2 separate regions of the Homo sapiens genome follow, and region 2 is linked to region 1. A link is an interaction called in ENCODE POLR2A ChIA-PET data of the cell type or tissue named here. Cell type or tissue: A673. All regions are shown on one strand. Links, peaks and the distances in the headings refer to the core of each region. The heading gives the core; the rest is flanking DNA. Region 1 overlaps CLHC1 (clathrin heavy chain linker domain containing 1). Region 2 overlaps EML6 (EMAP like 6).

Region 1 (2,916 bases), core at 248-2,747:
GGCTGGGCACAGCGGCTCCTGGCTCAGCAGCATCCTTGGCGCAGGCTGGCCCAGGAGCTCCGTGCAGGGTGCTGCCAGTTGACCCAGCCCCGGCTGCACTCAATGTCCGAGAACCGGGCTGGCTGGGGGGCCTCTTTGACGGAGCTTTACTCCAAGTCTTGCTGAATTTCCTGAGGAAAAGCACTGATGTTCTCATGGACACAAGGGAGGCAGAATCTCTTGAAGTAGAATAAACTGCACTCCTTTCCAGTCTTCCTTTCTCAGCTTCTCCTGGACCGCCAGCTCCTCCATGCGCCTCAGACACTCCCAACGCCGCACTGCGGGGGTTCCTCCCGCCCTGGCCCATCTCATCCCCCTTGGCTGTTGATACAGCTCCCCTGTGTGCATGTCGCCCTGTGGCAGATGCTCAGGGACTTCTCAGACTCCAGGATCACTCCGAGTACACTGGCCACACAGCCTGCTGCACAAACTGCAGCGCCAGCTAAGGACCAGGAATCTGACATTGTCGGAGGTGAAGGGATCCTTTGTGACATAGCTTTCCTCCAGGAGGACCATCCACTGGGTGTCGGGGGAGCTTCTGCCCCAAGTAGCAGGAGGGAGCTGTCAAGGCGTGGAGTTCACACTCAAACACTCCCAGAGGACGGCACTCTGCATGGGACGCCATCCAGCTCCTTTGACTGTGGAATCAAGTACATTATCAGCTGGCCCCTGGCTCCTGGCTGTGACCTCCCTTCGCTTGAACTGAGCCTTGTGTGTAAGGGCGTATCAAGTTGTATGGGCTTCGCCGCTGGGTGACCCCAAATGCAACTCCAGGAAGCATGGGTTACCAATGACTTTAAGGTTAACGATCAGCTGGGCGCGGTGGCTGACGCCTGTAATCCCAGCACTTTGGGAGGTCGAGGCGAATGGATCACGAGGTCAGGAGTTCAAGACCAGCCTGGCCAACATGGTGAAACCCCCATCTCTACTAAAAATACAAAAATTAGCCGGGCGTGGTGGCGGGCGCCTGTAGTCCCAGCTACTCAAGAGGCTGAGGCAGGAGAATCGCGTGAACTCGGGAGGCGGAGCTTGCAGTGAGCTGAGATCTCGCCGCTGCACTCCAGCCTGGGCGGCAGAGCGAGACTCCGTCTCAAAAAAAAAAAAAAGTTACGATCCGATCGCGGGTGTGCGTGAACCTGACCCTGCTTCTCTTCTGAACACCGGGGCGTCCTAGGCCCCTGCCGAGGCTCCTGGGGGCGGTGCCTGTGAGCAGGGACCGCTGAGCGGGTCCGGGGGCGCCAGTGGTCCCCGCGAGCCTCCGCGCGCCCTCCCTCGCCCCAGAGCCGTCTGAGGTCGGGGGAACCGTCCCCCGAGGCCGACACGCCGCTCCTCCATCCGGTCCCCAAAGCCGAGAGCGGTCGCGCCGACCCTTGGCGCTCGGAGCACAGCAGGCCACGCCGGCGCGGAACTCAGTCCCGGCGAGCGGGAGGTGCCCTGAGGCTGCGCGGGGCCGGCCCACAGCGCGCTCGCCCCCGCCAGGCCGCCGCCGCCCATGATTCTTTACTGAAAGCGGCATAATGCGGCTGCTTGAAAGCTATACTCTGAAAAATACTGTTACTTTTGACATCATTGAGGGATGGATTTTAGCAGAAGTCCGGACCTCTTTTTGCTTGGTACTTTAATATTAAAGATGAGAATTAAAATAAAGTTTATTATAAAAATAAATACATTATTTATTGCTATTGTGTGCTGGGTGAAGCTAGGCCAGATAAGCGCCGGGGTCGTAAAATAGTTGACCTTGTTTGTGTCAAGAGGCTTACAAATTAGTTTTCCCACATGACACAAATAAATATAAAATACCAAACCTTCTATTAGAAAGTGTGAATTATACATAAGAAACCATCGATTATATGATACATGTGAGAGGAGTTGTGCATAGTTAGCAAGAGAAGAGCTCTTCATTGACTGGTGTTTGGTATTTCTGTCCCAGAGCAGCAGCATATGGCAGTGGAATAGCATAGACTTTTTTTTTTTTTTTTTTTTTTTTGAGACAGTTTCGCTCTTGTTGCCCAGGCTGGAGTGCAATGGCGCGATCTCGGCTCACCGCAACTCCGCCTCCGGGGTTCAAGCGATCCTCCTGCCTCAGCCTCCCGAGTAGCTGGGATTACAGGCATGCGCCACCACGCCTGGCTAATTTTGTCTTTTTTAGTAGAGACGGGGTTTCTCCATGTTGGTCAGGCTGGTCTCGAACTCCCGGACCTCAGATGATCCACCTGCCTCGGCCTCCCAAAGAGCTGGGATTACAGGCATGAGCCACCACGCTTGGCAGCATAGACCTTTTAATACATAGGTTGAAGTATTTATCACAGAGACAGATAGGAAATTTTTTTCTAAAAAAAATACATTTTTAGATCAATATTTGACTTAAGTTAAAAAATTATTATATTAATTGATGCTCTTTTTTTCTTTCAGGCTTATCAAAGTTTTGGCTTTGTTGCAAGAGCAGGTCAAGATTTAGCTGTTCTTCAGTGAACAAGTGTGCAGATTGTCAAATATGTCAGTTCATCAAATAAGAAAACATGCAGTTCTCCCACCTATCATTTGTAGAAGTGACAAGGAATTTTTGGAAAGTGTGCAAAGATACATAATTACAGAAACTGAAAGACTGGGCTGTAGTGAGGAAGGACCTGCTGATGAATATTACATCATATACCGAAATGTTTTTGATAAGGTATCATAAAGCTTTTAAGACAATTAAGTTTTCATGAGGATAGCAATGATCTATGTTGACAACCAATATTCCTGCCTTAGTAACACCACTGTTTGAATGATAACATTCCATTTGCTGATTTTGAGAAGTTCATCCAATTTCTCAGAAAGGCATGAATGGGAAAAATGCAATTCTGGATTTGTATTTCCTGACTGTGAATGAGTGTT
Region 2 (2,916 bases), core at 180-2,679, 350 kb after region 1:
CCATGATTACTATAATTTGGACATTTAGGTTATTTTCCCAAAAATTGTTTTAAAAATATACTGAATGCACAATTAAATTTCAAATAAAAACACTTAATTTGCTTTTTCCCTTCAAGACAAAAGAAGAGGTATAGTCAAAAAGCCTTTCCTTTGCTGCCTTCCTGCAAGGCTAGATTCAACACAGAACCATCTCTGGGTCAGCAGTCTCCCTTCCACTAGCTGTGCGGTTGCTAGGAGACGAGTGATCAAGCTCATCCTGCATCAGTATATCAGGGCTCTTCTCTGACTACCAAGGGCCAGCCATGAGGGTAAATAAAGCAACACAGGTCTGTGATAAATTGCCTCTTCCAGTTCTGCCAGTCCACTCGGAGGTCCCAACCGGTATTTTCAAAGGCAGACCTGCAGTATACCCCAAATTAGGGTTGCCAGATAAAATATAGAAAACCTTGTTAAACTGGCATTTCAGGTAAGCAGTAACTAATTTCTTAGTACAAGTATGTCCCATGCAATATTTATATGTATATTACATATTTATCCTTATTTTGCATGGAATACACTTATGACAAAAATTATTTACCTGAAACTCAAATTTAATTGAGCTTCCTAAAATTTTGTTGGCTTAATCTGGCAACCCCATCTCAATTGCTAACCAATGCCCATGCTTTGAGGGCCCTTGCTTATGCAAGAGACCCTCCTCCAACCAACTGGAAATGGTAGTCTCCTCCTTTTCTGGATGAAGGAGAGTCAGAGAAAGAAAAAGTCTGGTTTAACAAACCAAATCCTCTCCAACCCTCCATCACTACGAAGTATGAGGCAAGGATTTGAAAGTTACCTGACCCTTTCAAGCTACTAGGCTGTAGTATTAGATGAAGACGTTAACACTTTCCTTAAGGGCTAAATCATCACCAGGTGATTATTATAAACTACGTCTTTCAAAAACAACTAATGATATCCCCTTATGCTTAAATGTTACCAGGCTTTAAATTGGGCAAGGTCCCTCTTTAGCATTTAGGAGAAGGAATTGGTAATGACTTCCTATTCATTACCAACATTACTTTTTCCACATCTCTTGATATGGTCTGGTTGTTTCTATGTTGGCATGCCTCTGCACTTGATTTTATTTTTATTGGTGTTTTCTCTCTCCTTTTTTAATATCATAAGCTTTTTTTTAAGACTTTTAATAATCTTATCACATTTCCTTTGTAAGTATCACACTAATCAAGTTTTCAATGAATGTTGATGATACTGGTGACACTGATGATGAGGAAGAAGATAAAGACAGAATATGCCTGTGGATGGTATAAATTGAAATAGAATGTACTACGTTATATAGCTATAAAGATTTTGGCCAGGTGCAGTGGCCCACATCTGTAATCCCAACACTTTGGGAGGCTGAGGCAGGTGAATCCCTTGAGCCCAGGAGTTGGTGATCAGCCTGGGCAACATGAGGAAACCCACTCTCTACAAAAATACAAAAAAATTAGCTAAGCATGGTAGTGTGCATCTGTAGTCCCAGATACTTGGGAGGCTGAGTTGGGAGGATCGATTGAGCTCAGGAGGTCCAGGCTGCAGTGAGCCATGATCATGCCACTGCACTCCAGCCTGGGTGACACAGTGAGACCTTGTCTCAAAAAAAAAAAAAAATTTTTTTTTGGATGATGAGTCAAGAGTGAGTACAAAGCTACAGTTAGGAAGAGTAAGTTCTGGTGTTATATTACATATTAAGGTGACTATAGCTAATAATGTAGTGTATATTTCAAAATAGCTAGAAAAGAAGATCTTGAATGTTATCACCACAAAGAAATGATAAATGTTTGAGGTGATGGATGTGATAGCTACTCTGATTTGATCCTTACACAATATATACATGTACTGAAATGTCACATTCTACCCTGTAAACATTTGCAATTATGTGTTAATTATAAACAGATTTTTAAAGAAATTGTCCATTTCAAAAACACTGTACAAATATTCAATGTCTTGTTGCATTCATTGACTATATTTCATGTTTTCTTTTGAAATCTGTGTAGTTATGTTCTTCTTGGAATGCAAGCACAAATACATTTAAAATAATAAAGTTTTATGTCATCTGAAGAAGGCCTAAGGATAAGCTGATTTTGCCGGGGTAAGAGGTGAGCTTTTATTTTAGGAGAATTTCTGCAAGGCCCTGTCAGCTTATCCTCACTGTTATACCACCTTTCTAAACCAAAAAAAGGTATTCTGATTGTGGGTAGCAATGGAAGCAGCAGTGCAAACCCAGAGGTGCCTCAACAGCCATACCTCTTTTTTGGGATGGTGACTTCCCCGAGTTCTGCGGGTGTGGGCTATTTCTGTGTATATACTACACAGTTTGGAAATAAAATTGGCTACCTTTTTACTCTTTCCCAGTTCTCACTTTCCCTGTAAGCCGTGGTCTTAGCTTTGGAAATCTACTCTCTGACCAGTTAGTTGAAGTTTTTTATTTTTAGCCATGTTTTTAGTCTCTTAGGTAATGTCCTTTCCCATCTTTGCAGTCACAGCATGCATTAATTATGGATGTCTGTGACATAGTCCAGAAATAATATGAAGGCATTTAATGTCAGTAGTAAAGGGTGAATTAGACAAAGTTTTATTCAGACAATTATGAGTTGGTCTCTCTATTCAGGACTCATAAAAAATGCGTAGGTTTTCTACTGAACACAATGAAATCAAGTCTTAGATGTGCCCTTATGGAAATCAGTATTATTCTACGAAGCTTTTAAAAAAATTATATGGTTGATATTTAGGCTAGAAAATACTTCTGTGGTTGACCTTTTCTATTTCTAATCTGGTTTTCTATTCATATGGAAGCACTTTCCTCACGGCAAGCACAAAACAAAAATGGTTCCCCTTCCCCTAGACAGTAATAAATACTGAGTTAAAAGAGGTTCTCAACTG

What was found. ChIA-PET counts read pairs that join two places held together with the same protein. Peaks named below come from ENCODE experiments on the same cell type or tissue, not always from the same donor. Only the 100,000 strongest peaks of a DNase experiment are listed, where the experiment ranks them.
Region 2: POLR2A ChIA-PET joins it to region 1 with 11 read pairs; 5 of 35 experiments call an interaction of 5 or more read pairs at or near these places.

The regions. Positions count from the first base shown.
Region 1 is chr2:55,222,029-55,224,944 of GRCh38, reverse strand. It overlaps CLHC1 (clathrin heavy chain linker domain containing 1), which reads left to right. Exons shown (of 13, transcript NM_152385.4): 3 at 2,452-2,710. The coding sequence starts at 2,534. It also overlaps the pseudogene CDPF1P1. Among named protein-coding and RNA genes, the nearest start is that of CLHC1, 8.8 kb to the left of the region's middle. RefSeq lists a silencer at 1,167-1,546. In A673, for the core only: no CTCF peak of the experiment used is centred there; DNase peaks (open chromatin) are centred at 1,202 and 1,484; H3K4me3 peaks cover 880 bases; H3K27ac peaks cover 613 bases.
Region 2 is chr2:54,875,714-54,878,629 of GRCh38, reverse strand. The region is part of intron 16 of EML6 (EMAP like 6); the gene reads right to left. Among named protein-coding and RNA genes, the nearest start is that of EML6-AS1, 130 kb to the right of the region's middle. In A673, for the core only: no CTCF peak of the experiment used is centred there; no DNase peak of the experiment used is centred there.